Regions from separate parts of the Homo sapiens genome. Here region 2 is linked to region 1. The links are chromatin loops, found by intact Hi-C in ENCODE. Cell type or tissue: CD4-positive, alpha-beta T cell. All regions are shown on one strand. Each heading gives the region's core, and the rest is flanking DNA. Links, peaks and the distances in the headings are about the cores only.

Region 1 (16,165 bases), core at 7,257-12,256:
CACTCCTAGAAAGGAGGAAGATGGACTACTGCAAGAAGGACAGGGCATGAAATCCGCTGGCACCCAAGCTGCCCTGCCATGGTTTCCGCAAGCGTTATCTGGCCGGCGAGAAGGGGTGCTTCAGCAGGCTCCTGAGGGGGTTGGGGATGAGGCTGCCCTGGAACTCAGCACCCTGGTCTCTTTCTAGCCTGCCTCACGCTCATCCTGGAAGGTGGGGAGCAGGGCCTCTAACGTCCCCCTCCCACAAATTTTTTCAACTCGCTGAAAACCATGTATGCAGTTTTAATCGTTGCTTATTCTTTGTGGTTTACAACTAGTCTTGTCAGGTTTTCCTCAAAAATGCCCATTTCAACATACCTCTCTTCCCAATTCTCTGCCGTCACCCTGGCTGGGCCCGCCAAGACCCCTTCCCTGGTGGCAGCAGTACTCCCCTGTCCTCACTGTGAGACTTACCTTCCTCATGCCACCACCTGGCCTCCAGCCTGTCCTAAGCTGGCTCCTGCAGGAACCTTCTGCACAGGCCACACAAGGAGGCCTGTGACAATGTCCCAGATATGCCCACGTCACACATGGGGCCCAGCCTCCAGCTGACTAACTTAACACAAAAACATTATGCCCAGCCACTTAAAATCTATCTGCCCCAGAGGACTCTAGACAGCTACTGAGCCCAGCACCCAGGAAGTGAAGGTGTGGTGAGGCTGTCATTGTTATTATTATTACTCTTACTGTTCCCTAGCTATTTGGGCTGGGACTAAAATCTTCCTCTGAAATCCTTTAGCGGTTAAGTAGTAATAGTCAATCATAAGTTAAAAAATGATAAATGCATGTTATCACAGGAAGGTTCTGAGGCAGTTACAGTATCACAACCATGCGTCCTGGAGCCGCATGCCCGGGTCTGCCTTCACAGATGCCTCTTACTGGTATGTGGTCTTGGGTTACTTACTCTCTGGGCCTTAGTTTCCTCATCTAGAAAGTGAGAGATAATCATATCTACCTCATAGCAATACACAAGCTAATATAAGAAAACCCTGGAAACAGTGCCTGAAATGTAATAGACACTTCCTGGATATTATTAGGAAGGACTCCATAGTTCTTATGGCATAACCCTTAGAAATTTTTAAAAAGTAATTACTCCAAATGTAACCCCCTAATTCCAGACTACATAAAAGGATTTTGAAAAAATGAATTTGGGACATTTAGACAAGATTAACTATACAGATTTTGTTTATATGATAAGCATATAAGATAGAAGAAACATCTCCTTTCTATGGAAGATTCATCTAGCAAACAAACAATAAAACAAAAGAGACTCCTGTTTTCTGTGGAGATGCACTTCAAAATTATGTAAGCAGATGTTATTAATAATGAAGTAAAGGGTGACGCACATTTTGAAGAAAGCAAGATCCTATTTCACTTAAGTGAGGTTCCTCTTTGTTGTACTGTTTCTCAAGGTCTTTCAGAAACTTTCTTTGGAATTTGTAAATATCTTCAATGTTTCCAAAAATAGTGGCTAGCTGCGCAACGGTGAACATTCCTGTGTGCTTGCGGCACTGTCGGATATAGCCCTGCAAAATACAGAAGTAATACTTTTTATTTGGAAATCCAAATAAATTATTTGAATAGTACAGCTTTTGTAGGCCTAAAGCCATGAACTTGGAATGAATTTTAATTAAAAAGACTCTATGAGTCTCTGATGAGGTCATCGTACTTCCATGACTGCAATTTGCCATAGGTGTTTTAAAATAAAAAGAAAGCAAAAAGGCTCATGCGGTTGGATTTAGGATCCAATAAACCATATAATGTTTCCAGAAACAAGTTTCAAATACCAGAGCTCAAAAATTGGTGTCGTCACGTGTTTTTCCAAACTCTTCAGGTAATCATTCTCCCAACCCTAATTCCATTTCACAGCCCAGGAGACTTGTCAAATGCAGAATGTCACTGCTTGCTGAATAGCCCATGCAGCTCTGTGCACTGTTCATCAGGGCAAGGATTCCTCTTACCCAAGGATTCCACCAGCACCGCCTTTCTATGGACAGCATCAATCTGTGGGTCTTTAATCTGAGGCTTGCACTAATTATCTATGTGCAACACCATGGCTATACTATGGCTTAGGTAGGAGCTAGTGGGATAAGAAGAAAAGGCTGTACATACATGTAACAGCTAACTCAAAAAGAGTTATCATGACATTCAGTAGAATAAACTGACCATGGAGTAAAACACATACCAATGACTACTTGGTATGAATTTTAACAGGAAAACAATATAATGTAATAGTTCAGAAAAGGATAGGTTCTGGGGCAGACTGCCTGGGTTTAAATCCAATCCCACCACTTAACTTCTCTGTGCCTTTGTTTCCCCATCTGCAATGGGGGCTAACAGGACCTGCTCAGGGGGAATGCTGTGGTAGCTGAGTTAATCCAGGTGAGGGGTGACAAACAGTCAATGCTCAATAATCATGGGCACTTCCTCTTATTTCCCTAAATGGCACTGCAGACCTGCTTCTTTCGCCACACACTCATACAGAACGAGATGGCTGGCACAAAGAAGCTAAACACTGGCATGTCCACACAGCTGGCTAATCCGATTAGAGAACGGGCAGTTCTCTGACTTCAACCTGTCTTCAGCACTGAATGGTCAGCGTTGAACTGATAGTGCAGATATCAGCATTTACAGCTAGGAGAGCCGTAATGAGCAGACAGGGCGAACAGCAGTGTAGTGTGATGCTCGTACACAATCCATAGAAGCACAAAATACCACAGGAAGACAAAACCTTTCAGGTGCACCTCTACTAATGACAAGTTCTCTGAAATCAGGATAAAACTATAAAATAAAATTTGTTGCCAAGTAGAATAGCATGACAATAGAATATAGCCTTTCATATGACCAATATAAAACCAGCATTTTTTCCCATCTGTGTCTAAATGACTCAGGATCTCATCTGTCAGTTGGTGATTAGATGCAGCGGGGTTGCAGATAGTGACAAACCTTTGACTCTTTGTAAAATCAAGTGAGGGTGTTGCCTTCTATGAAAGCCATTCTTTTCAAATAATCTCAGGAATTAGGTCCTGATAGAGATAGTTGCAGAGTGCACTTAAGAGAGGGGCCGGGCACACTGGCTCACGCCTCTAATCCCAGCACTTTGAGAAATCAAGGCAGGAAAAGTGCTTCAGTCCATGAGTTCGTGACCAGCCTCGGCAACGCAGTGAGACCCTATCTCTATATAAAATTTAGAAAATTAGCTGGGTGTGGTGATGCATGCCTGTAGCCCTAGCTACTCGGGGGGCTGAGGAGGGAGGACTGCTTAAAGCCCAGGAGTTTGAGGCTGCAGTGAGCTATGACCACGCCACTGTACTCCAGTCTGCATGACAGAGCAAGACCCTATCTCTAAGAAAAGCCTTGTCTCTGAAAAGAGACCCTGACTCTAAAAAACCTCCACCAACAGCTAGGACAGCCGCAGCACTCAGACTTAGCAGTGCAGACAGCAGAGGCGGAGAAATGAGCATACATGTGGGAGCCTGATGGGGGGGCGGGGGGTGGAGGTGGGGAGAAAGCCCAGGCACCTCATGCAGCCTCATACTGTGACCCTCAGTGAGGTCCCAGCCTGGCGTCCCACCTCACAGATGTCCCTGAGGTGTTTGATGTACACCCGCTCGGTGTCCATGATCTCCCGGATGACGTTGGTCCGCATCTGCTGCTTGTTCTCACAGTGTCTGTGGCGGCTCTGGCTGGCCTCCTCGTCCTGCTCCTCACTGGGGGTGCTGCTGGAGTTTTCCGACAGCTCTTCCTGATTCACTCGCAACTGCAACCCACATACAGGGGACAGGTGACTTGGGGCAGGGGAGGGCAGCATGGAGCAGAGGCAGGAGACCTCCCAGGTTCCTACTTTCCTGTGACCTGTTAGGAAGGCAGCCTGGCCCTCGCCTGAGTCTCATGGCCTCAGCAGGGCTGCGGCTATGCCAGCAGGCACGAGGACCACAGAGAAACACCGAGCAACTCGCTTGCCTGCCTTTAACATTTTTGCTCCGACCCAGCCTAATTTCTTACAGGTGTGACTTGCATGTCAGATATCAATTACAAAAGAGCTGACCTGATAAAAGGCGAGTTCTGACCTGAAAGGATCCTGCAGCTCCCCCAGGTACTTTGGAAAAGCTGCAAGCACCCCACACTTACTCTGACGAAGCTCGCGGGGAACCAGGCTTCCTTATCTTCACTGCGGCCCCACCACCAGTCCTTGTTGGAGGCTTCCAGAACCTGGATGACATCCCCGGCTTTGAAGCCCAGTTCCTGGTCATCCATGGTCACATGGTCCCACAGGGCTTCTGCGCAGACCACGTTGCCATCACTGATCAGCTGAAAGGAGACAGTGGGGTGCGCTCAGCATAGAGCACGAGTGGGCGGGATGGTGAGGGAGCCACTAGGTGCACTCTCTCAGGGTGACACTGGTATCCTCTCACTTGGATATGCTGGTGGCATTTGGTCCACACTGACTATGTGACTGGTTACACAAAGAGAACCCAGGAGAACAGACTAAGAAAAAACAAAGTCAGGAGGACATCTCTACCTGCTTTTAAAGAAAGCGCTTAAACTGGGCGTGGTGACTCACACCTGTAATCCCAGCACTTTGGGAGGCCAAGGCGGGTGGATCACCTGAGGTCAAGAATTCAAGACCAGCCCAACCAAGATGGTGAAACCCCATCTCTACTAAAAATACAAAAATTAGCCAGGCGTGGTGGTGGGCTCCTGTAATCCCAGCTACTCGGGAGGCTGAGGCTGGAGAATCACTTGAACTCAGGTGGTGGAGGTTGCAGTGAGCGGAGATCGTGCCATTGCACTCCAGTCTGGGAACAAGAGCAAAACTCTGTCTCAAAAAAAAAAAAAAAAAAGCCAGATGTGGTGGCACATGTCTGTAATCCCAGCTACTTGGGAGGCTGAGGCAGGAGAATTGCTTGAACCTGGAAGGCGGAGGTGCAGTGAGCCGAGATTACATCACTGCACTCCAGCCTGGGCAACAAGAGCAAAATGCAAGAAAAAAGGGAGGGAGGGAGGGAGGAAGGCAGGCAGGCAGGCAGGCCCCTTTTTAAAAAAGTACTAGCTGCTCACTTAGCAGCAGGTCAGTTATCTAGCAAACTTGAATTCTGAAATATTTGCTCCAAAAATGGTTTCTGGCAGCCGTACTAGATGTCACAGAGCCAAGCCTACTAAAGTTATGCACATATGCTATTGGAAGTCCCTCACATCTCCCTCCAGTGTGGATCATTCATACTTTATTCACAATTCGAGTAAGTTTTGCATCTAACTTTACACTTTACAGCAATTGAAGAGAACATAGCATGATCTTGAGATCGTTAACAATTAAAAAGTCAGGAACAGATGTGGCTCCTCCATCCCCTGGCCACGGGAGCAGGTGATTTTGCCCATCTCCTTAGCGCCCAACGATACACATCACTGGCCATCTCAGTAAAGACGCTGACTCACTAAGGAGTTATGCTCCACACGTTCTGCTCAAGAATGCCAAAAGCTGGAGGTATCTTCCAGAATGATTTCCTAAAAAAAAAGCTAAAGCTGCAGGGTGGCCAAAGGAACACCAGATTTGGAGGGAGAAATACATGGGTGCCTCCAGCTCTGCCATTCGCCAGCCAGTAATTAGACATCTTTCCTTAGAGCGTTGATGAAAATGTGGATAATAACCATAATGTCCGCTTCTTAGATCAGTTGTGAGAATTACATGAGATAGTGGAGGGGAGGGTATTCTTTATCAAGTGGAAAGCACTGGCCGAACACTGATGGGGAGCTGCTGTTCCTTACCTAAAAAGACGAGCTGCCTCTACCCAGAAAGCTTAATCCCATATATTTTCCTGGACGAGGTCAGAGAATCACAGTGTTGTTCTTTCTTTATTTTTGAGATGGAGTCTCGCTCTGTCGCCCAGGCTGGAGTGCAGTGGTGTGCTCTCAGCTCACTGCAACCTCCGCCTCCCAGCTTCAAGCAATTCTCCCTGCCTCAGCCTCCCAAGTAGCTGGGTTTACAGGTGCGCACCATCATGCCTACCTAATTTTTTTGTATTTTTAGTAGAGACAGGGTTTCACTATGTTGGCCAGGCGGGTCTTAAACTCTTGACCACTAATGATCCACCTGCCTTGGCCTTCCAAAGTGAATCACAGTGTTGTTTTAATCAGAGTTCCAGGTTTTCGGACATGCTTAGTAAAGAAGAACTAGGGAACAAAGTCAGAAGTGGTTGTGGACCCTGAAAATCAGGTATCCCGTATCCACTACTGTCGTGTGGAATTCCAGTACCTCATTGATGGCCAGCTGCTCCCCGCCGGGCTGCAGGTACCGAGGGCTGGCCTGGCAGAGGTCTTCATAGCTGAAGTCCTCCTCACTACCGTTGTCATCCACTAAGGCAGAGGGCTCAGTACCTCCATCTGAAGAAACTAAAACATACAAAACAAAGGCATGATTTAAAAGACACAGCTAACAAGATTTTTTCATATGATGAAAAAATTTGGTAACATACTCCCAAGGGAAGGTAATCATCTGCATCTTACTCAGAATAAGAAACTATTAGAAAATGTCTACATTACTCCAAAGTTAAGAGCTGCAGTTAAGTGTGACATTAAGTGAGAGGTGGAATGTTAAAGAGTGTATTGCCAACACAATACCATTTGCAGAGTGAAGACCATCAGGATATTATGTGTAATTTAGTTGGAAGTCTGTGCTCCAAACTGGATATTAACAACATAAATATAGATAACAATGCTGCCAAGCAATGTGCTGGAAAGCTGAGGAGGTAAAAAAGATGAAAAAGATGATCCAATATTCTGCTTCCATCCTTTATCTGCAAGGCAACAGTATTACTAAAACCAGTACATCCCAACAGTGTCTTGAGTAGAAAAGTGCCATCATTCTTACTCTCTGTACATATTTGAAAGGCTTGGAACTCAAAATATGAGAATGAGGAATTATATAGTACTTTTACCAGAAAAGAGAGAGAAAGATCTTTTAAGGATGGTGCAGCTTTTTAGATTGGCCACCCTGCTAGTCAGATTTTCTTTCTTGGGAAAATGAGCCACCCTTGGCAAAGCCAACAATCTGTCACTGAGCAGTCTCTTCTTTCAGACTCATGGCCTCAGTCCTCCTGTGCAAGTTCAGGGATGTCTCCATCACTGTTTCTCTACTTGATCTTAGCCAAAAGTCCAAGAAGCAATCTATCAGTATTTTTTCCAACGGAATGACTGTCAGGTGCTGGGGACAGAAAGCTATACAACAGATGACCCTTGTCTTTAAGGGGATGCAATAAAACCCGAATTCTGATGACTGCAGCCAGGAAGTGGAAATATAATAGGGAGAGTCTGAAGCAAGTGGCAGGATTTTAAAGAGGAAGGGATCCTCCCCAGTCAGGGAAAGGCTTCCTGGAAGAGGAGCAGGCGACTCAGAACAGTGCGATGGCCCGATTGCAAATCACAGGTGGCTTGATTCGAAGCACATGCTCCACAGACTCCCTGCACATCTCATGAAAGACAAGACTGCAAAGATCGGGGGCACACAGAAGGGTCTCACAGGCTAGAGTTCATCCTGGGCTGCTGTTCCAGGGTTTGGAGAAAGGAAGCCACAGGACCTAAGTAGAGTCCCCTCATATGACAGAAAGAGAAGAGGTTTTAGGGTCACAGAGTCTCGTCTGAATTCTGGTCCTGCCCTTCTGTGGGCATGGGACCTAAATCAAGTGACTGCATTTCTCTGAGCTTCATGTCCTTCTTTTTGAAGAATCAGGCCACAGAATGCAGGTGAAACTTTTAGCATCCTTGACAAGTAGCTGGAACTCCACAGAGAGTGCTACTGTGGTGATGGTGTCCCGCACGATGAGGGCTGGGCTAATGACAGACTTTGCTACGACGTGGAGGAAGAGCTGTTGGGGCAGAGCCTGGGGCCAGGGAAGCCAGCTGGGGAGAACACAGGTTAGTGGGAGTGGGCAGCAACAAGAGCTGCCCGAGGAAATGGCATCAGGAACTGAGATCCATGTTGGGAGGCCAAGCTCATGCCTGCAGCAACAGAGATACAGTCAAGGATGTTTTGGAAAAATTCCAAGTTCCCTGGAGATTTAACAAAAAGCAGAAGCCTGAGGGAGAAGCTGGTGTGCCAGCAAGGACAGAGGGCTGGCTGAAGGTCGCCCTGGGATGGTGCTCCATGGGCTTGCTTTCCTCAAGGACTTGGCAAATCCACGTTTCTAGTTACTTGACTAGAAAAGGATGGGTCTGGTTTCTGACTGAAGAGTTCTTTCTTGGGGAGATGTTTTATATTCGGATCAATCTAACCTGCATTTTCTATGCACAGTTCATCTTACCTGCACTGGCCATGTGCCAGGTGCTCGGCAGACACACGTCCAGCCCCAGACTCCCACCCCCCACCATCATGCTTAGCCTCCTGCTCCCCTTATGCCTCTCCTCCCTTCCCTCCCCTCATCACTTCAGCCACACTGCTGTCACAAGCAACCAATTCTGTAAATAGAGCCCAGGAGTCTGGCACTAGAACAATGATAAACATGGAAAAAGATCCACAATAATGGGGGTAATCAACACTGCAGAAGTAGTATTTCATGCACCAGCATTTTAGGTCTTCCTTGCCAAGCACAGACAGGGCTGTCATGATGAGGAGGAGTTCAAGCTCATGCACTGGTGATGCACGGAGCTCTTGAAGCAGGACGGAGGGAAAGCAGGAAGGTGTGCACGTGCTGCCAGCGGCGCCTCTCCCAGCCCGGCCCCAGCCCCTCTCTCAGACTGTGCTCAGGCCACCTCCCACCTGGCAGCCCCAGTCCTGTAAGCCTGAGCTCTGGACACAGCACCTGTGAGTGGTGCCCACTGAGCTGGGTCTGCTCATGGGCTCTGGCTTTCCAGTTGCTTCCCCCTCTGCCTGGGGTGCCCCTCTCAGAGAAACCCCGACATCCCAGCCACCATCACCTCCTTTCCAGAACCCTTCTGTGATTCCAGGAGAACCAGCTGCTTACGTCCATGACAGCACACGCCACATTGAGGCATGGCCCATGGGTCCGCACCTGTGCCCCAGCCGTGAAACCACCCAGACAGGTGCGCCGGACACCGCGACAGCCAGGGAACCTTGGAGCAGCTGACAATGGAAGCCAGGGGAGAGCTCTCAGTGTGGACAAAGTCAGGGTTCCAGGCTCTGAGTGCATGGTGCCAGTCACCCTCTACCCACCTCCACTCCCCTGCCTGGGCCCATCCCCAGTTTTGGTCAGGAAAGGTCAGGGCCTGTGTCTGTGAGGAAAAAGTGAAAGTGAGCTGTCTAAGAGACCAAGAGACGGGGTTGGAGGGGGAGGAGTAAATTCCCGGGCCTAAGCACAAAGCCAAGAGGCAGAAGAAAGCGCTCCACAGCCTTGGTCTTGCCTTCTGGGCCCTAGCTTTCTTACCTGCTCATTAAAGGAGAGGGGACGGTTGCCAGGGGCATGGCAGGGCCTGGCGCCTCAGGAGAAGGGAGTGCACCCTGGGAGCACGGGTGGGTGGGCAGCAGGGAGCCAGCTATGCATGTGTGTACCCATGTCTGTCTGGCTGGGGGTGTGGCTGGAGGCCTTGAGAAAGCCAGACATGTGCTGTCTGAGAAACACGGGAGCCTGAACAACGCATGGTGACTGTTTCGTTTTAAATGTAACTTCTGCTTCCTATGCTAGGCCAGGGTGCGTACAGTCGGAGAGCAGGAGGTCACCTAGTCTAGTATGCTTTGCTGGTGTGTGAGTTTGGGGGTGGGTTGGGGGATGTCTTGAGGAAGCACATCATTTTTTTCATGCATGAGTGTGTTTTAGACTCCAAGGGAAACAACACTGAAGACAAAGGCCTTCTCTAACCCTGGAGCGGCTGCCCAGACCACGAGGCCCAAGAACTGTGCTGCTTACTGGCCGAGATATCCTGATGCTCCTGGGTGAGGAGCATATACACAAAGTCTGGGTGTCTAATGCCTAAAGCAGCAGGAATCTTCCAATTTTAGCAACCACTGATCTGGCACTGTCTGGTACCAATAGCATTTTTCCTTATCAATTTAAACCGTGGTTGAGCCAAAAAAAAAAAAAAAGTGCATCTCAGTAAAATAAAGGCATTGGGGCTTCCCACCCACAGCACAGCTCTGAAAAATGACGCTTTCTCCTCGAAGAACTGAACAGTGTTTTCCAAGGGAGAATTCTTTACCATGATCTAGCTATTGCTGTGAAAATCAGTAAAGAAAGAAAAAAAGCTGGTTGTAATCATGTATAAATTCACAATTAACAGGAGTCTATTGAAAAGTTAGACCTTTACAGGAGGTACCAGGAGAAAAACCTCTGGACAGAGACACGGACTGGAAATACTGACTGCTCTCTGAGTTCTTCATAAACACTTAGCAAAACAGCTCTACCCGGGGTCGTGGTACGCACCTGTAGTCCCAGCTACTTGGGAGGCTGAGGTGGGAGGATGGCTTGAGCCTAGGATTTCCAGTCTGCAATGAGCTCTGATTGTACCACCAGACTCCAGCCTGGGCAACAGAGCAAGACTTTGCCTCAAAAGAAAAAAGTAAAGAAAAAAGACAACTCTGGCTGAGGTTAATCACAAGAGAGGTTTCAACAGCAACTGTTTCAACATCATGGATTAGTAGTTAGCGACACTGCGGAAGCAAGATGGCTTGAAGCGCTCATGGGTGGGCTGACTCAGTCCTGGCCAGGAGATGGGGGGCAGAGGCCAGGGGCAAGAGACTTGAAACATGGACGAGGGAAAGTCATGGAGCCTGGAGTGAAAATTCCTGGGTGAATGTCCTTGCTTCACTAACTTCCTAACTAAATGACCTTGGTGCAAGTCACTTCAGCTCTTTGAGCTTCAGTTTTCCCATCTGTAAAGCAGGCATTAGCCTGTATGTTTTATCTATTCAGAGGTTATTCTTCCACCTCTCACATCCCACGACCCACTCACTGGCAGATCTGATTCAAGTTCCTGAAAGTGTCCAGGATCTGGCTACCTCTTACCCCTCTGCCACCACTCAAGCCTGGGTCCCCTCCCACCACTTAAGCCTGGGTTCCCATCCAGCTTCGGGCTCCCTCCAGCAGCCCCTCCTGGTCTCCCTGCTGCCACCCCTGCCCCCGGCAGGCCATAGCTGCCAGAGCGATGCTGCCAAACCATTCCTAGACTGGATTGTGTCACTCCTCTGCTCAGAATCATCCACAGGGGAGACAGCCAAAGTTCTTGAGACCTCTCCCCAGATACACTGTGCCTCCCACCCCTCTCCAACCAATGGGCTCTTGGCTGCAAAGACCGCAGGCACTCCTTGCCCAGGGCCGCTGCTCCGTGTGCCTGACAGCCCTCCCCAGGTACACACACACTGGCTCCCTCTCTCACCTTCACCATACCACTCAAAACCACAACCCTCACTCTCACTCCACTGTCTCCCCTGGTTTAGTTTTCTCCATAGCATTTGTCACCGTCTATAATGTATTCTGTTCACTATCCAGAATGTAAGCTCCAGAAAGGCAGTAATTCTTGTCTGCTTTATTCTTAACTGTGTTCCTGCCTGGCATACATGGGAGGCAGGGAAGGAAGGAAGGAAGGGAGGGAGGGAGGGAGGGAGGGAAGGAGGGAAGGAAGGAAGGAGGGAAGGAAGGAAGGAAGGAAAGAGGGAAGGAAGGAAGGAAGGAAGGAAGGAAGGAAGGAAGGAAGGAAGGAAGGAAAGAAAAACAGCATGTGGACTTCATGCAAGGCTTTGGGGTCAGATGAACTTGCCTTCAAATGATAGCGATGCACATTTTTTTTCTTTTCTATATTTTTCTTTTTTGAGTATGAGTCCTTGGTCAAGTTTCTTTCTTTGTTTTTTCACCTGTTGAATGTGGATGATAAAACCCATCTCTCAGGGTTGTTTATACATTCTGAACAAGTACTTGTTATTGGTGTGCTTTGAGCCTCAAGTGGAATGATGATACATGAAAGCACCCTGTAAATTGAAAAACAGTATAGAATTGCAAGATGTGGCTGGGCGTGGTAGCTCATGCTTGTAATCCCAGCACTTTGGAAGACTGAGGCAGGAGGATCCCTTGAGCCCAGGAGTTTGGGACCAAGCTGGGCAACATAATAAGACCCATCTCTATAAATTAAAAAAAAATTAAAAATAGAATTGCAAGATGTTATTTTATCAGGTGCCTATAATGTGCTAGGCACTGATTTAAGCTGTGGAGATGAACCGGCTCATATAATCCTCATGACAATGCTACATGGGAGGTACTGTCAGTTGTCCCCACTTGCAGATGAGGAAACTCAAGTCCCAATAACACACAGCTGTGTGCAGCAGGCTCAGGCCATCTAACTCTTACCCACTGGGCAGAACTGTCTCCTCCAGCAGTAGCTGTTACTTGTAATAAGACAAAATGATATTAAAAACAGTGTTAGTATCCAAATCTGTGTGTTTTGCTCCCATTCTGGAGAGCAGCCGTATGTCCTGCCCTCCGTTCCCTCACTAACCCTTCCTTCCAACTACCAATCCCTGCTCCCAGTGGGGCCTGTCAAGGACCTGATTCCATTTTCTGGTTGTATCCTTTTCCCTTCACCACCCTAACTACTTTCACGATTTTAAAGTCCCTTAAAGTTAATGACTCCTGTGTTCCTGTCCCATAATTCAAGTGTGTTTTATGGAGTGGGATTTCTCAGTGTCTGATGTCTAGACAGGAAGAATCTTTGTGCTATGCTTTGATGCTTCGTCCAGGCCTGGTGGTTTTCTATGATTCCCCACGCTTACTGTCTAGGTCGCTTACCATCTTAAAGGACAGGACAGACTTAAAGGAAAGGACAGACGTTTGATTTTTGTCTTCCCAGCCCCTAGCATAGTACCTGGCATACAGAAGGCACTCAGTATGTGATTTCCAATTGAACTGCAAATTGCTGATGTGGAAACTGAGGTTCCAAGAAGTTGAGTCATTTATCAGGGCTATACAGGGGCTGGGTCCGAACCAGGATAGGAACCCAGGTCTCTCTGACTCCCACCCCTGTGCTCATCTGAGATTCTAGCTAGAAAAATCCCTCAGCCAGTCTTCATGACTCTGTTTCCCTCCCCAAGCCATCCTATATATTACTTCCAAGGTGAACTTCTTCTTTTTTTTTTTTTTTTTTTGAGACGGAGTCTTGCTCTGTTGCCCAGGCTGGAGTGCAATGGCGCGATCTCGGGTCACTGCAAGCTCCGCCTCCTAGGTTCACGCCATTCTCCTGCCTCAGCCTCCCGAGTAGCTGGGACTACAGGCGCCCGCCACCACACCCAGCTAATTTTTTGTATTTTTAGTAGAGACGTGGTTTCACCATGTTAGCCAGGATGGTCTCGATCTCCTGACCTTGTGATCCGCCCGCCTCGGCCTCCCAAAGTGCTAGGATTACAGGCGTAAGCCACCGCGCCCGGCCCAAGGTGAACTTCTTAAAACAGTGGTTTTATGATGTCACAAGAAATGACATGCGAGTTGTCTATTGCTTCATAACAAAATTCTTTTACGGTATATCTTCTCTGTAATCTGACTCCACTCTACTTGAACACTTTTTAAAGTGTCACATACTCTCAGTAGACATTGTTCAATTGAATTACGAATTGCTGATGGGGAAATAGCAATTTGCAGTTCAGCTGAAAAATCTTAGATGTAGTAGTCCACAGCGTGTCAATGCCAGCTCTGCTGGGCAGAGTTCCTCACAATGGCCAGACCCACAGGCCGGTGCTGCTGCCTTCTTCACCTCTACATGTTCCATTCCTCACTAACTTCAATAGGCTTTGAACCTCAACTACAGATGAAAGTTAATAATGATGACTTCTTATCTAAGGGAATTTTGACGCTGTAAAGCTATTATAAATTCTCAAAATGTATGTCACCAAAATCAGGAGAAATGAATGTATTATAATAATTAAAAAGTAAATTTTATTGTTTCTTTCTTCCTTTCTTTTACCATCTTAACCCTTTTTAAGCACACAGTTCCAGTTCAGCAGTGTCAAGTATATTCACACTCTTGTACGACAGAACTTTTTCATCTTGCAGAACGGCCACACATATTAAACACCAACTTCCTCTTCTTCCTCTCCTGTTCCTTGGCAACCACCTTTCCACTTTCTGTTTCTATGATGTTGACTACTTTAGATACTTCATATGAATGGGATCATACAGTATATGTCCTTTTATGGCTGGTTCATTTCACTAAGCATAATGTCCTTGACATCCATTCATGTGTACCAAGTGTTAGAACTTCCTTCTTTTTAAACACTATATAATATTCCATTGTTTGGTTAGCACTTCCATTGATTTTTAAAAAAGGAAAAAACCAAAAATATTCCATTGTGAGTATACACACCACATTCTGTTTACCTGTTTGTGGGTGAACATTTGGGCTCCTTTTACTACTTGGCTATTGTGAGTAATGTGCTACTATCTTTTTGAGACCCTGCTTACAACTCTTTAGCATACTTGATCAAATGGTAGTTCTAGTTTTAATTTTTGGAGGACTCTCCATACTGTTTTCCACATGGCTGCATCATTTCACATTCCCACCAACAGTGCGCAACAGTTCCAATTTCTCCACATTCTCACCAACCGTAGTTTCTTTTGTTGAAAAAATTGGTGTGGAAAAAACATTTTTTGGGGGAGGGGTGAGGGACAAGGTCTTGCTCTGTCGCCCAGGCTGGAGTGCTGTGGCGCGATCTCAGCTCACTGCAGCCTTTGCCTCCAGGGTTCCAGAGATTCTCCTGCCTAAGACTACCGAGTAGCTGAGATTACAGGTGCGTGCCATCACATCCAGCTAATTTTTGTATTTTTAGTAGAGATGGGGTTTCGCCATGTTGGCCAGGCTGGTCTCAAACTCCTGACCTCAGGTGATCCACCTGCCTTGGCTTCCCAAAGTGCTGGGATTACAGGCGTGAGCCACTGCACCTTGCCCAAAAAGCCATTTTTGGAAACGATCTTGTAAACAAGAAGCAAAGACTGCTCCAAATTGAAATCAGTTTTAAAACCCCAAATGCCTACATACAATCAATATGAGAGCAGACAGAGCAGGCTCTTTCTACAACACTTCCCGCAGCTTCAGTCAGGTAGAAGGAGCACACCCTTGGTCATCAAAACTGCGTGCTGACCATCAGCGCCTCTCTGACTGGGGACAATTCCAAGAGAACACATCTGTTCCACAGAGTACTATCAATTCCAAAAATGTAATAAAGTGAATTTATAATGCTCTTGTTCAATAACCATGGTTAACCATCACTCCTAGAAACACTGCCCTCTGGGGGCCCCTGATTCCTGGGGCTGCATTGGTCCTTCCCCAGTCCATCCCTTACACAAATGTCTCATTTTCCTCCCCCTCTCTGCTTTCCTCCTGGCTGCAGCTGTCAGTGAGTAGAATGCCCCAGTCCCCATTTTCAGCCCTGGCCACTTTTAGCTTTAGGAACTACTACAGAGAACAATGTGGTAGCCATAGAGGAGGTGTCATTTTTTTAAATTGGAAGGATTGTTACAAATACAGTTAGAGAAGACATCAGGAAAAAAAAAGCCCCTGACTGATAAGTGGGGGAGGGTAGTCCTGGTGAGGGTGTGATAACAGGGTGGAGGTTGAGGTGTTCTGTTAAATGAAAGGGAGGTGAGATCTAACACAGCCCTTAAACATCAGGCACTTGACAACAAGGAGACATAGATTTAGCTATTTTCATGAGGCACTCTCCAACACTGCCTAGCTAATGAGCAGCTGGTTCCCGACCAGCATCTCCCACCCAGCATCACTCCTTGGTGGGGAATTTCCCCTCCCTTGACTTCAGGGAAATTCCCCCACCCTTAAAATAATCTGCTAAAATCATGTATTTGAGAAAACCTCTTGCTGATGGCTCAGACTTCCTCAGAGTTGAGATAAGCCATTCTGACTTCCCATCTTAAAAACAGAAATGGCAAGCCCAGGCGGGCAGCTCGTGTTCACAGCTGGGAGCAGCTGTCACGGGCTGCTGCTCTGTGGGCTGAAACTATGGGTGAACCCCAAGAGCTCAGGCCACGGAGATGCACACAGAGGGAAAGAGCTGGGTCACAGGAACTGACAACGTCAAAACATGATGCACAATTTCCAGGGTCCATCCCCCTTCAGTGGTTCCCAAACACCCAGGGCCTGTGGCATCTAATCACATGGAAAATGTTTAGAAAAATAAAGATCC
Region 2 (16,165 bases), core at 5,480-10,479, 51 kb after region 1:
CAATCTCGGCTCACTGCAACCTCCACCCCCTGGGTTCAAGAGATTCTCCTGCCTCAGCCTCCACCTCCTGAGTAGCTGGGACTACAGGCACCCACCATTATGCCCAACTAATTTTTTGTATTTTTAGTAGAGATGGGGTTTCACCATGTTGGCCAGGCTGGTCTCGAACTCCTGACCTCATGATTCACCCACCTCGGCCTCAGAAAGTGCTGGGATTACAGACGTGAGCCCTGCGCCCAGCCTGCAGCATGTTTGTTAAGGCATAAATAATATTCCGCAGTATATGTACACACTATACTTTTTATCCATTTGTCCATCAACAGACACTTGGGTTGTTTCCTTCTTTTGCCTCTTATGAATAGTGCTGCTATGAACATGGGTGTCTAAATACCTGTTTGAGTCCTGTTTTCAATTCTTTTGGACATATACCCAGAAACGGAATTGCTGGATCATACAGTAATTCTATGTTTAACTTTGGAGGAATCAGCACACTGTTTTTCACAGCAGCCGTACCATCATTTTATTTTCCCACCAGCAATGCACAAGGGTTCCAATGTCTCCCTATCTTTGTGAACACTTGTTATTTTTTTTATAGTAGCCATTCTAATGGGTGTGAAGTAGTATCTCACCATGGTTTTAATTTGCATTTCCCTAATGATTAGTGACACTGAAGATGTTTTCATATACTTTATCATTTGCATATCTTTTTTTTTTTTTTTTTTTGAGATGGAGTCTCCCTCTGTCACCCAGGCTGGAGTGCAGTGGCGCAATATTGGCTCACTGCAACCTCCGCCGCCTGGGTTCAAGTGATTCTCCTGCCTCAGCCTCCCCGAGTAGCTGGGACTACAGGTGCGTGCCACCACGCCCAGCTAATTTTTTTTTATATTTTTAGTAGAGACAAGGTTTCACCATGTTGTCCAGGCTGGTCTCAAACTCTTGACCTCAGGTGATCCACCCGCTCACCTGCATATCTTCTTTAGAGAAATGTCTATTCAAGTCCTCTGCCCATTTTTTAAATGGGGCTGTGTTTTTTGTTGTTGTTGAAGATATCATTTATGTCATTTAATTTAAAAACTCTCTGAAGTAGATGCATTTAATTCTACTTTACAGATAAGAAAGATTAAGTGATTCCTCAAGAGATGAGGAGGCTAATAAATGGTGAGCATGTCTGCAAGCCACATCCCAAAGCAGATGCTGATTCTAGGCCTCCTTCCCCATTTGGAAACCCAGCTGCAGGCCCGACCCCACCCCTCACTACTTATGTGACAGTCCTTGAACTTTTCCAAGCCTCAGTTTACTCATCTGTTAAAGCAAATACAAAAATCACCTATGTCACAAGTGGCTGTGAAAACTGAATGCAACAGTGTTGCATGATGGAACTTCATCCACTGAAAAGGCATATCAATTTGAGCTGTTATTATTTATATTCTTATTTTCAAGAAACAGTTACTTTTTTAAAATCCCAAATGAGTTGGTAAAAATTCTAGTTCTCAGTAGTGGATGGAGCAATTGCTAGACTTACACTGCTCAACATATTTTAGACCAAATTCTTTATTTTATTTAAGACAGGGTTTCACTCTGTCAGCCAGGCTGAAGTGAAGTGGTGCAATCATAACTCACTGTGGCCTCGATCTCCTAGGCTCCAGCAATCCTCCCACCTTGGCTTCCTAAGTAGCTGGGGCCACAGGCTTGCACCACCACACCTGGCTTTTTATTTTTTTTTAAGAGACAAGGTCTCACTATGCTGTCCAGGCTGGTCTCGAGCTCCTGAGCTCAAGTGGTCCTCCAGCCTTGACCTCCCAAAGTGCTGGGATTATAGGCATGAGCCACCACGTCAGCCAGACCAATTCTTTATCACACCATTTCTTGCTTGAAAAGTTTTTACAAGCAATCTTTCTCTCTTTCCGGCATGCCTCCCTGGCTTCAATCACTCTATTCTGGAGAAGTACAGGACACTTTATACCTAGAGGAGCCTCAGCCTGGACAGCGAATCTCAAAGTTTGCATTGACAAAAGTCATTTTCCCGAGTTGATTGCTGATAGTCCAAATTTCTGGGTCTAAACCTCAGGGACTCTAATTCAGTAGCTTTGGGTGAGGTTCAGGAATCTGTAGCTTTGGTTTGTAACTCAGGGCGAGGTCTTTGCTCCGGCTATAACTTAGAAGTACATAATTTGCAAAGTTTAACTGGTCTGTACTGAAATGTTTGACCAAAGGAAATAATTTCAATCATAACAATGATTTCTGTTATAAAAGCTACTATTAACCCGATTTACCATGTTCCAAGGCACTGTGGTAAGTACCATACATGCATTATTTCATTTAATTCAGGCAGTACTATAATCCCAATTTTTTAAGAAGTTGAGGCTTAAGTAGGTCAAGTGTCTTTCTTAAGAACATACTGCTAGTTAGCAATAAAACTAGGACAGAACTCAGCAGAACAAGGCCCAACTACCTTACACCATCCAGCTTCCTGACCACTCAAATTGGGAATGGCTGGCTGGCAGCCATATGGATCCTGGTATCCTAGAAAGTTACTAGATCAGTGCAGGGCAGCAAGCAGCTGTGAGTGCTATATCCTCTCCAATCCACAGGGCCCCTCTCTCTATTCCTGCACCAGTTGACTCCCTGAAGTCTGCCCCAGAGCACTGCAAGTGGTGGTTTTGTCCCCAGACTGTCAGAAGTAGAAGAAACAGGTAATGTTATTTATATAGTGACTTCTGGCAATGTGTACTCTGGCCCCCACCAACAAAACGTACGGCATTCCTTCTAATCATCACCATCATGGCAGACACAGCCAAATCAATCGGTGTCACCAAGCCGGGTTGAAAGCAATTCCACCCTGGGTGGCCTTTGATCTTAATTGTTATAGAGAAGTTCAAGAAGAGAAATATAGAAGAGGAGAAAAACGTATACTGAAATCAGTTTCTTAGTCATCAAGCTAAAATTCCCCCTCTGAAGAATATGGAAGTGTACCTTTCTGTATTTAGTACTTCACTAAGGTCTAATTATGCCCTCCTATCCACAAATTAAAATGAGGTGCTAATTAAGATAAAATAAGAAAACACTGAAGAATATATTATGATATTGCTTCCTATCATTTCTTAAACTTCAGGAAGCTTAACATGCATAGCATTAATAAGATGCAGTACATCATGACAAGTTGATTACAAATGGTTACTGTGGTAATTTCTATAAGAGTTGGCATTTAGTCTCTTGTGCAGGTATAGGGGTATGATTCCATCTACCTCCCCCCTTATTTTTAATGAGAAAATCCTATTTAATGGTATCTCACTAGAGAAACTATTCTAGAAATGAGCCACTGGAAAGTTCAAAACTACAGGTATACGATAATTTTATTTAGATTCTGCATTTGTAGAAATAATCTTATCAGTGTGTGTGTGTGTGTGTGTGTGTGTGTGTGTGTGTGTGTGTTTAAGTGTATAAAGTTCTGTAGCCTGTCAGCAGTGCTGGAGGAGACTCGGGATTCCGCAGCTTTGGCTTGCATCCCAGGGGGTCCTCACTCTGGCTAGAACTTCACAAGTACATAATTTGCCGGTTTAACTAGTCTGTACTGAAATGCCTGACTCAAATGTTGAGCACCCTTTCAGAAATACTTTGAAACTTTCCGTTGAAAAAGAATTAGGTAATAATGAGCATAAACCTTTTCAGAGCAAATGGAAACTTTTTTTTTTAAACTGACTTAGAAAATGATTCCATTGTTAAAGTAAAAAGCTACTTTCACATTTAGACTCATGATGTGAATTTCTATGATTTAGTATTTCTGGAATAGATCCTTTTTCACATTTTTCTCCAGCAAAAGGAAAAGAAACAAAAACAAGCTAAAAACATTCTAGGAGAAACTGAACATAAACTAGCACAAAGATGACTCATAGAAGGCACATTAATTCTCTTCAGATCACATTAAAAAGCCCTCTGTAAGAGAAGATATCTGTTGCATGTCTACCCCAAGCATACTATTTAGGAAATATCATAAAACACTAACTGTCATATCAGGGCAAATGTCCCTGCAACAACATGTTCAATTCATTAGAAAAACATTTTTTGAAAGCACACATAATATTATATTTAAAAATTATCTTTCTAACTCTAATTTTTGTGATTCAAATTCTGTAATGTTTTTGTCAGAAAAAAAATGAATGAGAACCCAGAGGAATATGGAAACTTACATTCTCTGCAGTACAAAAACCATAGGCGGCTGAATAAATGGAGGCTGGATAAACAGATGTTCATATATTAAAAAATGAACCTTCATATTACACACAAAAACAACTAAACATGGGGCATATACCTAAATGTAAGAGCTAAAATGATAAAACTTCCAGAAAATAACACAGAAGAAAATCTTTGTAATCTTAGAGTTCTCAGATCTACAGAAAACTACAAAAATTTGGTAACTGTATTTTCATCAAAACTAAGAATTTTGACTCTTTAAAAAATATTATAAAACTGGGCTGAGAGTGGTGGCTCATGCCTGTAATCTCAGCACTCCGGGAGGCCGAGGCAGGCAGACCACTTGAGCTCAGGAGCTCGAGACCAGCCTGGGGAGCATGGCAAAACCCCACCTCTACAAAAAATACAAAAAGTAACCAGGTGTGGTGCTGTGTGTCTGTAGTCCCAGCTACTGGGTGGGGGTGGTGCTGAGGCAGGAGGATTGCTTGACCTTGGGAGGTTGAGGCTGCAGTAAGCTGTGATTGCACCATTGTACTCCAGCCTGGGCAAGAGAGTGAGACCCTGTCTCAAAAAAGAAAAATATTAAAAAATTTAAAAGACAAGCCAGACTGTGAGAAAATATTTGTAATTCCTATTAATTTGATGTGTCAACTTGATTGGGTGAAAGAATCCCCAGAAGGCTGATAAAGCATTATTTCTGGGTGCGTTTGTGAGGGTGTTTCCAGAAAAGACTGGCATTGGAATCAGTAATCAGTAAAGTAAAGAAGACTTGCCCTCAAGGATGTGGGCAGGCATCTGCAATCCCTTGAGGTGTCAAATAGGACAAAAGTCCAGGATTCCCCTCCTCTCCTGGCAGACATCCACCTTCTCCTGCCCAGGAACACTGAAGCTCCTGGTTCTTGGGCCTTCGGACTCCATGACTTACACCAGCACTCCACCCCATCACCTTGTCCTCAGGCTTCCAGGCTCACGCTGAACTACACATCTGGCTTCCTGGTTCTCCAGGCTGCAGATGGCAGATCTTGGTACTTGGCCTTAATCACACCAGCCGATTTTCATATGTATCCTATTGGTTCTCGTCCTCTGGAGAACCCTGAATAATCATATTATCTGATAAAGGACAGGTGGCCAGGAAATATAAAGAAACCTTAACTGCTCAATAAAAGGATGACAAAGAATGCAATGAAATGATGAGCAAAAGATCTGAATCGGCACTTCACTAAATCAGATCACTTGAATGGCTAATAACCACATGAAACGACGTTCAACATCATTAGTCATTAGGGAAATACTAATTAAAGCCAAAATGAAATACCACTCTACACCCGCTGGAATAGCTAGAGTCCAGAATACTGACAATACCAAGTCCTGGCAAGGATGAGGAGAAATTGGAACCCTTATACAATGCTGGTGAGAATCTAAAATGGTACAGCCATTTTGGAAAGCAGCTTGGCAGCTCCTCGAATAATTAAACATAGAAATGTCACAAGACCTAGCAATTCCACCCCTAGGTATCCACCCAAGAGAAAGGAAGCATATTTCCACCCAAGGACTTGTATGTAAGTATTCATAGCAGCATTACTCATAATAGCAAAAAGGCAGAAACAACCCATCTCCATCAACAGATGAACAGATAACAAAGTGCGGTATAGATAGCCATGCACTGAAATATTACGCAGCCTTAACAAGGAAGGAAGCACTGATCATGCTCTATGGACAAACCTTGAAAACAAGGTTTTGCTCAGTGAAAGAAGCCAGTCACAAAAGACCACGTATTACAGGATTCCATTTCTATGAAATGTCCAGAAAAGTAAAATAATAGACACAAAAAATAGCTCTGAGGCTGGGGCTAGGAACAGAAAGTGACTGCAAATGGCGCGAGGCTTCTTTCTGGGGTGGTGAAAACGTGCTAAAATTAGTCTGTGGTGATGGCTGCAGAGCTCCATAAACATATAAAAATCACTGAATTGTTCGCTTAATAAAAGGTGTAGACACAAAGCCCATCAGCTGTGGCCTAGTCTTGGGTGGGAACAGGGATTGGTAAAAGGCGTGGGGAAGCCTTCTGGGGGGAGCCAAGTGTTCTTTAGCTGGACGGTGGTAGTGGCTGCACACACTACATTTCCCAAAAATCATCAAACTGCATACCTACAACCGGTGAGTTGATGTTATGCAAATTAGACCTCTCTACAGAGCTGGTCTGATCAACCCCAGCCACGGAATGTCCCTCTGAGTCCCTGCCCTGACAATGTCACTGACTTTCCACCACTTACAGAGTAAAGTCCAAATTCACAGCTGTAAGCGAGGCCCTTCCTAATGATGTCCAGACCTAACTGCTTAACCTGATCTCCCTCCTCTCCACCCAGCCACCCTGTACAGAAGTTCTGCAAGCCGTCTGCAGCTCCCTGAGCACAATAGATGCATCACTTTGCTAGAAACTTATATACAAAGCCCCATGTTAAGTCCACACATCACCTCAGCTAATCTGCACAACGATCCTATGTGGTCGGGACACTTATCACCCACAGTTTACAGGCAAGGAAAATGAGGTTTAGCAAAGGTCGAGAACTGGTAAGCAGCAGAGCTGAGCTCAGATGTGGGCATCTGCCTCCTGTTCTACACTCTTCCCGCCAGCCTGGAAGTCCAGTGCCCTTCTGCAACCGCCGCCCGGGGCACTAAAGACCCCACTCCACTGTCCCTCCCCAATTCTGCCACTTTCCAGCCAGAGTTCTTCATTCTGCCGCCTTTGGGGCTCCTGCGGCACTTACTGCATTCTCATGAGGAGCCCTTACCACTACATCATAATGACCTGCACACATTCCTCTCACCAGCTAGGCTCTGAACCCATGAGAGTACAGACAGCTTCTTTTTGTTTCAACCCCTTCTGTTCACATAGCAGGTGTTGAGTGGTGAGGTACATGACAATTCCTTATGCACTGTTTGACTTCTGCTTAATGATTCCATCTTAACTTGGATTATTCCTCTATATCAAACCAAATTACATTACTTCCTGTTCTCTCCAATCACAGAATATCTCTGCACACATGCCCAACCTACTCTACACCTCACTGAAATGCCCCTGTCCTCTCCATAACCATCTGTAGAAATCCTCCTTCTTCAAATCAGATTCAGTCACCCTTATGAAGCCTTCCTTGATTTGGTACATGGGTGAGAACTGCAAGTCCTCTGAAACCCATAGCATTTTGCTTTTACCACTTTTATGGAATTGAATCCATCAAGTTCTCCTATGTTTTAAGTGTATCTGGGCACAGGTACAACTTCATTGGCATCACCACATTCCCTATAGAGTCATACCTAACTGGTCTCTTGTATCTGACATGTGTTCAACAAATTTGGTTGGGGACATGGTTTCATGAAAATATAAATGTTGGATTATGCAGGAACTTAACTCTTATGCTTTTTTTTTAAGTAGCATGATGTCAAACTAACTGTTTGAAGAACTTCTCCATCCCCTGTAAGACTGTAACAGTGTTATATTGAAAAAGAGTTCTGGAAAGAACCGACCTTAACGTCCCTGTCTTAAAAAGCCATGTCAATCTAGGATGGAAAAATCATCTAAACAGTGATAACCACACAGTGGGCAGTCAGTGTCAAAGGGCGGGCTAAGTGTTTGACATCCATAATTTCACTGGCTCTTACCATCCCCAGGGGCAGATGAAGTTACTCCATATCCTACCCTTGAGAAGACCCACGGCAGGAGAAGTTCAACAGTTTGCCCCGGTTGCCAGGGATCTTTTAATAATAGAGCCAGGGTCCCAACTCAACTAGAAACATGTGCCAAGAGACTGCAGCTTACCATAGCTCCCTGGAGAGGGGTCCAATTGGTTGTCATCATTTAAGAGTTTTTTCCATGGCATATTTAGCACTACCTGAACCACTGACTCTGCTGCCTGAGTTTCCACTCACTAAAGAGGGGGTTTCTCCTTGTGAGCTGGTAGGAGAAGCAGCATGAATGCTCCAGACTCCTAGGCAACACCTCCATAAGGCAACAGACAGCACTGTCAACAAGTAAATGCAACCTGTAACTTAAAACAGGTCACAAGCTTAAGTACTTGTTCAACAAACCACTGCTCTTAAAGCTTACCACTAGGTGGCAGGAGCATGGCATGCTTTGTAAATTAAAGCGGCAGGACATTTTCCCAGCTCTTTTTCACAGCAATACACAATCTTGTTAGACTGCTTAAAATTTTTCAACGATTATTTTGTTATTTTTAGGACAGTATGATATAAATAAGTGATTCTAAATAAAAATTATTCTCCCTATTGAAAGTACATTATAATATTTATTTTAAATAACACCATAATATATGTTGATTACAACTTTTCATATTCAACAATAAGTTTAAATTTGCTTTAATCCTGTAAGTAGAACCTTACTGTTAATGAGCTGAATAAAAAAACTGTATATTGAAAAATAGTAAAGACTGAAATTTAATTTTGTAATGCTACAAAATAGACAAAAATTGCTTTTAACTCATGAAGGCTGGAATCCTTGCGTGTCACCCTTTTCCTGTTTGTTTCCCTTAGTTTGTATTTTGTTTCCCAAAGCCAAAATAAAAAAGGTTTCAGGTTCTACTTCACAAGCACTTCTCTACAAGTAACACCGAACATTCCCAGTGTATAAGATGCAATGTATAAGTTATGGGTAAAGCCATAACTATATTTTCTCTTTTTGACATATATGTTAAGAGTACAGGCTCGGCGCGGTGGCTCACGCCTGTAATCCCAGCACTTTGGGAAGCTGAGGCAGGCAGATCACGAGGTCAGGAGATCGACACCATCCTGGCTAACATGGTAAAACTCCGTCTCTACTAAAAAAATAGAAAACATGAGCCGGGCATGGTGGCAGGTGCCTGTAGTCCCAGCTACTCAGGAGGCTGAGGCAGGAGAATGGCGTGAACCCGGGAGGTGGAGCTTGCAGTGAGCCGAGATTACGCCACTGCACTCCAGCCTAGGCGACACAGTTAGACTCCGTCTCAAAAAAAAAAAAAAAAAAAAAAAGAGTACAAGAGGGGAGAAACCCTATTTTTACAAAAAATTAGCTGGGCATGCTGGCAGGTGCCTGTAATCCTAGCTAATCGGGAGGCTGAGGCGGAAGAATCGCTTGAACCCGGGAGATAGAGGTTGCAGTGAGCTGGGATGCACCATTGCACTCCAGCCTGGTGACAGAGTGAGTGAAATTCCATCTCAAGAAAACAAAAGTACAAGAGGAAGCCTGATGTGCTATATAAGAATTCTGAGGCCGGGCGTGGTGGCTCACACCTATAATCCTAGCACTTTGGAAGGCTGAGGTAGGCGAATCACTTGAGGCCAGGAGTTTGAGACCACCTGACCAACACGGCAAAACCCTGTCTCTACTAAAAATACAAAAATTAAGCTGGCATGTTAGTACACGCTTGTAATCTCAGCTACTTGGGAGGCTGAGACATGAGAACTGCTTAAACTTGTGAGGCAAAGGTTGCAGTGAGCCAAGATCGCACCACTGCATTCCAGCCTGGGTAACTGAATGAGACTGTCTCAATAAAAAAAAAAGAATTTTGAAGAAATGACTGCAACTGAAAAATGTGATGAATATCTGGAGGCAAATTCGTAGAATTATCAACATGTGCACGCACCTTTAATAAACTGAATTTCAATATAATTGTTGTTCTGCTTTCTATCTTTGGTGATCTTTTGTGGGTAGAAATTAAATTTGATATAACTAACAATAGCAAATATACATATAAAACCATAAAATGGTCAAAATCACCCTGGCAAATAACTACACACTAGTTCATATATATTCACTTAACAGGTTCTCAGGAATAAAATATTTCAATGATTTTTAAAAAAATAATTCTGTTAAGCAGAAAATAAAATCCAATCTTTAACATAAAAAAACCCTCCAGACATATACAAATCCTTTTTTAGGGAGGGGAGGTTACAAACTACGAGTGGCGCAGGTAGGGTGTTTAGTGGAAGGAATGTTACCCTTCATCCTTCATCTCACCCAGGAATTAGTGAAGTTTGGTCAGTTGTACAAACAGGAGCCAACAGAACTGGAACTCCTTCCTAAGTCTGGTAACTACTCCTGTGTCCTTACAACTGCTCCACAGGCTCAAATATGCAAATGAGCAGACGGTTCTCAATAGTCAAGACCTCTCAAACTGGTGAGCTCTCCACGGGAACCTCAGGTAACAGACAATATGCAGTCTCACTTCTCTGGCTGCCCAGGGGACCTTGAGACTAATCTCAATCTGAAAGTACTCTGCGATAGTCCTACTTTCTAGGTCTTTCTACAAAGGTTCTACTAACCAGGTCTGTCTGTACAGCAAAGGTCAAGATGGACAGTGCAGAGGCTGTCCTGGCTTCTGAGTCTGCAAACTTGCTGTGCAATCATTCATCTGTAGGTGCTAAGACAAAACTGAGGTCCTCCCCAGGGATGGGTGGGAAGGAGCATTTGCTAGGGGATTATTCTCTATGGCAAGCACCATCTATACCTGCAAATCAATCTAGAAATGTATGTGAAGAATAATCTGCAATATATACACATGAATGCATTTCCCCATCTTCCAGCTATGTAAGGTAATATTACTCAGTGTTTATAAAGTGAAAATTATAAAGATGTTTGATAGAATATGAAAAAAACTGCTGTTGTAACCTTGACAGCTATTAGCTTAGTCAATTAATGAGGTGCTTATGATCTACTCTAAAATAAGTACAATAACCCATCATAAAAATCTCTTTAAACAAGCATCATTCAAAGGCCGACAGGTACCAAACTGCATGTTCCTAATTCATTCCTAGGAAATTAAACAGACTTAGTGATGGTGGTGGGAGGTGGACAGGTACCTAGGTGGGAAGGGGCGGGTCCGCAGTGAAACCCCACCTTCAAGCCAGGGACAGCCTGAAGCCTCAGGGCACAGATGCCAATTTCGTGTGAAGTCAGCGACCTGGAGTGAGAACTTCCTTGATGCCTTTCAACCAATCAAATGGTGCTTTTTCCAGGCCTGCCCATGGACCAATCAGCATGCACTTCCTCCATTCTGAGCCTATAAAAACCCCCAGACTCCGCCACTCATTGGGACTACCTGCCTGCAGAGAGGAGCAACACATTCCAGGTCTCCTATGGGCTGAGAGTTGTTCAGTCACCCAATAAAGCTCTTCTCAGCCTTGCTCACCCTCCGTTTGTCCACGTAACTTCATTTTTCCTGGATGTGGAACCTGCCCAATGGTGGGAGCGAAAGGAGCTGTAACACTTTCCCGGATGGCTCGCCCAGCTGCAGGTGGGAGTTAAAGGGGCTGCAACAAATTCCTGGCCAGCTCACCGAGCTACAGACAGTGACATGCCCCTGGACTGCAGGCGTGAAGAGTGGCAACCCTTCTGGGGGCCCAAACCTTGGGATTCCCTCAACTAAAGTTGTAACACTATAACCCTCCCAATTTCCACCAGCACCAGGCAGCTGCAACATGCAACAGGAAGCAGTGGTGGGGCTAGACCAGCCCAAGAGCTGCATGCTGGAGTGGGGCAGTGGGACTGAAGGAGATATAACACAAATGGGGTGAAACATACTCCCAGAAACAAGCCCCCCTGCTTGCTGTAATGCAGGTGATGAGAAGAAGAGAGCTGTGGCCCTTCTGGGAGCCCAGATGAGAACCAGGCTGTGACAGGCCGTAACACCCTCTTTGGGGCTCTGTGATTCCTGGTATCTCTGAGCTTTCACTCGTCACCACGTTCCCCTCGTCCACACGCTGGTGCCTGCAGCGGAAGCCAGCTACAGTGCATCTGGTCCAGCCACAGCCTTGCATGGAGCCAGCACCTGTGCCGGCACCTGGAGCTGCCTGCCCTGCTGCAACAGCTGACATGCCTGGCTGTGTGCAGAGGCTGGACTCCATGCTCACTCACTCACACACCCCTCGCTGCTCCATTCCTGGTTTGCCCTTGGCAGGCATGGGATCTGGGCTGGCAGTGCAAGCCGAATGCAGCCTGCTGGGCAGAATGGGTGGAACGAGGCTAGTGGGCACGAGCAAAACTCAAGCAGAGGCACTGCCAGCCCACAGAGGTTTCCAGCTGGTCAAGTGACACCCACAGGTGCTGTGACATTAGGACAGGTAATAGTCTCTTAACAGAAAGAATTTCACTTATATGTACTTTGTGGGAAAGGTTACAGAAACAGCTTAAAATACAAAGAAGAAAGATATGAGTCAGAGCTGCATGGAGCAGAAGACAGTTTGTTTACAACTTATTTTTTTCCCCCAGAATCTAGTACCTGGTACATGTTCAATAAACATCTTTTGAATGAAAGGTGTGGCAAATGTCATCTCAATGAATCTCGTACATTGTCAATTTATTTCAAAGGAGATAGAGATTACTTCTGAACTTGGTAAACAGCAACTTGACAACTCCCATTCCCACTAATACTGTAAGGGCAACAAGGTCAGCAGAGGGCCACTGACCTTGACAGGTTAGGGACCAAGGGCAACACCTGTGCAAGCTCCCTTCCCGCAGGAGGGTCGCCCACATGAGGGACCTCGCCGCTGCCCTTACCTCCTCCTTCTCCTTTTCTTCTGGGCCGGCTGCCACACCAATGTTCACCAGAAGGTCCTTGCTGCCCTCATCACCATGTGTGGCTTCCAGGGGATCCTGCAAGGACACAGGCCCTGGCTCTCTCTGAGCAGGCTCTTCTGCCCTTCCTTCACTTTCCTCTGAATTCGCGGACAGGGCACTGTGATTGCTGTGACAGCTGGCACTTCCTGCCCCGGGGCTCTGGGGGCTCTGAGGGCTCTGGGGCTTGGGTGTGGTGGGCCTTAGAGGGGTGGGAGGCTGCTCAGGGTCAAATGTCAACTGGCTGCCAGCGTTTGGGTCACAGGAGTCTTTGCTCAACACATCCTGGACAATCGGGCTTGGCAAAGAGCTGCAAGTGCAGGAACTGTCGCTTTCCACCGCCCAGGAACTTTTGGTTTCAAGAGGAAATACGGCAGTGTCAGCGTCTAGGTGGGGCCCCTTAGAGGTGGCTGAGCCGAAACCGGGGGCCACGGTGCAGGTTGCAGTGGTCCCATGCATGACCGCCCCGCCCCGCCTGCTGTCCTGCTCAGTGCTCCTGGAGACGCGGCGGGAGTAGTCGTCATGCAGCCGGCTGTGTGCCTGAAGTCTCAGGCTGGCCTCTCCAGGGGATGGGGCCCCACTCCTAGGACTCTCCCTCCTCCAGGCAGCCTCAGTCACATTGCTCACAAGTTTGAAGACTCTGTCAAAGTCCTTGGCCCTTATCGGGCTCCTCCAGCGTTTGGTCCTTCCTGACCCAAGCTTTTGGGAGTCAGTGGAGGAACTGCTCAGGGTCCTCTGTGGTACCCGTGCGTCATGGGCCGTCCTGAGGTCTGCAAGATTGGAGGTGGACTTCCGCTTAAAGGAGCTCTTCTTCAGAAAGGCAAGATTGTCCGTGCTCTTGCTCCTCCTGTAGCCCATGCTGTTGTTTTCAGGGTCCCTCACGAGAATCTCACACACGGCGGGCACCTGGCCAGTGGCTATCGTGGGTGTCGCATGGTTCTGGGGCGCATCCAGCAGGCAGATGCGGCCCAGGCCGTAGGCTCTGCGGAGGCTGCGGGAGCGGTGTGTGCTCCGCTGGAAGGCATCGTCCGTGTCCTCGAGGTCGGAGCCATCCAATGTGCCCCACTCTGCTGGCCTGAGGGCACCACATGCTGGTCCCGGTGCTAAGGGGGAGCCCCTGCTTGCCTGGGCTCCTGGGACAGCGCCATTTGGGATGGACTTTCCCAGGCCATGCTCCGAAGCCTCTCCCTTTGAACAGGCATTTGACCCCTCTCGGCTCTGAATTCCTTTCAGGACTGAGGACTTCAGTTTCTTAAAGGATCCCATTTTCCGGAAGGAGGCGAGGGTGTTCCATGTGGAGGAGTTCCCCACCAGGACCATGGAGTGGGGCCGCTCGGGGTGGGCACCCGTCCTCTTCCGACTGGTGGAAAAGAGGCGCACAAGCTTGGCTGGGCTGAGTTTGGCTTCCTGGGTGTCCGTGTCGCCACCAGGGCTGCAGCCACAGACTCCATTTCCACACGCAAGGGAGGTCACCATCTTGGCGTCTTTCAGGTCCGAGCCTGCACAGGGGGCTGCGGGGCCTGGCCCGAGGCCGTTTGGGGCAGTGGTCATGTTCTCCAGGCAGGGTGCCCAGGGCCGCACGGCAGCCTGGGTCATGGCCACGGGCACTGCCGAGTCCGCAGACCGCAGCTCCAGGCCTTCATCTCCAGGAATGCCGTCCTGGCACTCACACCTGCCTTGCACATCGGGCTCCTGGGTGGCCACGGGCTGCAGTGAAAGACAAAGCAGGCGGTTTAGCCATTTCCCACGCAGTAGCCCCTCTGCTCACAGAAGAAGAGGCACGCTCCAGCACAGGGCTGGTCAGATGAAAGCTACTTCAAACTCAATTAAAACTGTACATTTCCCCTCCATTCACTTCATAAGTTGAAGGAAAGATGCAAATATACATCCCTGGACAGAGAAGGGTAATTATGGGCTGTGCCACGGACATGAAGGTAAACTCCTGAGCTCACTGGAACCTGTGTAGGTGAGACTAGGAAAAAAACCGCTGGAATGAAAATATCTAGGTATCATTCAACACTATCTTTTCTTCTTATTTGAAATGGAAAAAAAAATAATTAGGAAATACCAAAAGAAAACCTCACAACGATTTCAAAAGCATGACATTAAAATGGCAGCCTGTGTTGAATCCAACATACCGAATACTCAAACCAAGTGCTGGCACACGCAGGAATAAGCATGAGGAGCAGAGATGGAGCCCCACATGCTGGCAGCTGCCTCCTGTCCAGGAGGGCTGAGACGCCCAAACACTAACTGAGAGCCTCACAGGGCCACCTAGACACAGGCGGGAAGGACTCAGCAAGGACATGCCAGGGCAGCCTCTGAGAAGGAAACACATTGGTGGGGGTCTTTTTCCAACTGGCCATACAGCAGAGAGAAGTGAGGATGCTGCTGAAGTATATTAGAAATTCAGGGTTGGGTGCAGTGGCTCACGCCTGTAATCCTAACACTTTGGGAGTCCGAGGCACGTGGATCACCTGAGGTCAGACGTTCGAGACCAGCCTGGCCAATATCATGAAACCTCATCTCTACTAAAAATTCAAAAATTAGCCAGGCGTGGTGATGTGCACCTATAATCCTAGCTACTCGGGAGGCTGAAGCAGGAGAATCGCTTGAACCTGGGAGACAGAAGTTGCAGTGAGCCAAGATTGCGCCACTGCACTCCAAACTGGGCGACAGAGTGAGTGAGACTCCGTCTCAAAAAAAAAAAAAAAAAAAATTCAGAGGTAAGAATTCAAATTAAACAAATTCGGCATCTTTTTCCTCTTCCCACGTGCCCTGACAACCACACACTACTGCACCCATGCCCATCCCACACATCCACTTCCACACCTTCCCCCAATACCTGTATCCATATCTTTACTGCACACACCTGTATACATACTTTCCCACACACCTGTGTCCATGCCTTCCCCACACACCTGTGTCCATCCCTTCCCCTCAGATCTTGTCCATGCTTTCCCCATCATGCACATCTGTGTCCAAACCCTTCAACCCCACACCTGGGTCCATGGCCCTCCCCTGAAAAATGAAAATCCTGCTCCCCCTTAACCTTTCCCATCAGGCCAAGACCTGCTTAGCCTTCAAGTGATAGCCTACATGTCTCAGCCCCCCGTTCTCAATAAATAGTTACTGGATGAATGAATGATAGATTATGATAATAACCATAAAAGACTACCAACTTTTAAGTACTTACTATATGTCAGGCCTCTGCCCTAAGGTCTTGGAAAACATAACGTCACTGAGTACACACAGAAACCTAAGAGGTCACAGAATGACTTGCATTTTTCAGACAACCAGATGGATACTCAGGCAGGTTAGGTCATTTGCCTGGGAGTCCTGCAGCTGTCCCCACAAAGCCCACACTCTTCT

What was found. Peaks named below come from ENCODE experiments on the same cell type or tissue, not always from the same donor. Only the 100,000 strongest peaks of a DNase experiment are listed, where the experiment ranks them.
Region 2: it touches region 1 in a loop (2.1-fold over the local background); 9 of 110 quality-filtered maps call a loop at or near these places.

Annotation. Positions count from the first base shown.
Region 1 is chr13:24,274,399-24,290,563 of GRCh38, reverse strand. It overlaps SPATA13 (spermatogenesis associated 13), which reads right to left. Exons shown (of 13, transcript NM_001166271.3): 5 at 6,293-6,429; 6 at 4,171-4,350; 7 at 3,614-3,799; 8 at 1,386-1,565. Among named protein-coding and RNA genes, the nearest start is that of C1QTNF9, 27 kb to the left of the region's middle. RefSeq lists enhancers at 8,672-9,171, 15,294-15,353, 15,654-15,943 and a silencer at 9,505-9,584. In CD4-positive, alpha-beta T cell, for the core only: no CTCF peak of the experiment used is centred there; DNase peaks (open chromatin) are centred at 9,633 and 10,643; H3K27ac peaks cover 309 bases.
Region 2 is chr13:24,221,154-24,237,318 of GRCh38, reverse strand. SPATA13 (spermatogenesis associated 13) reads right to left here. Exons shown (of 13, transcript NM_001166271.3): 2 at 12,737-14,500. The coding sequence starts at 14,389. Among named protein-coding and RNA genes, the nearest start is that of SPATA13-AS1, 25 kb to the left of the region's middle. RefSeq lists enhancers at 11,489-12,345, 13,120-13,189, 13,390-13,499, 13,204-14,060, 15,934-16,165. In CD4-positive, alpha-beta T cell, for the core only: CTCF peaks have their summits at 8,109 and 8,311 (motif pointing right); a DNase peak (open chromatin) is centred at 8,298.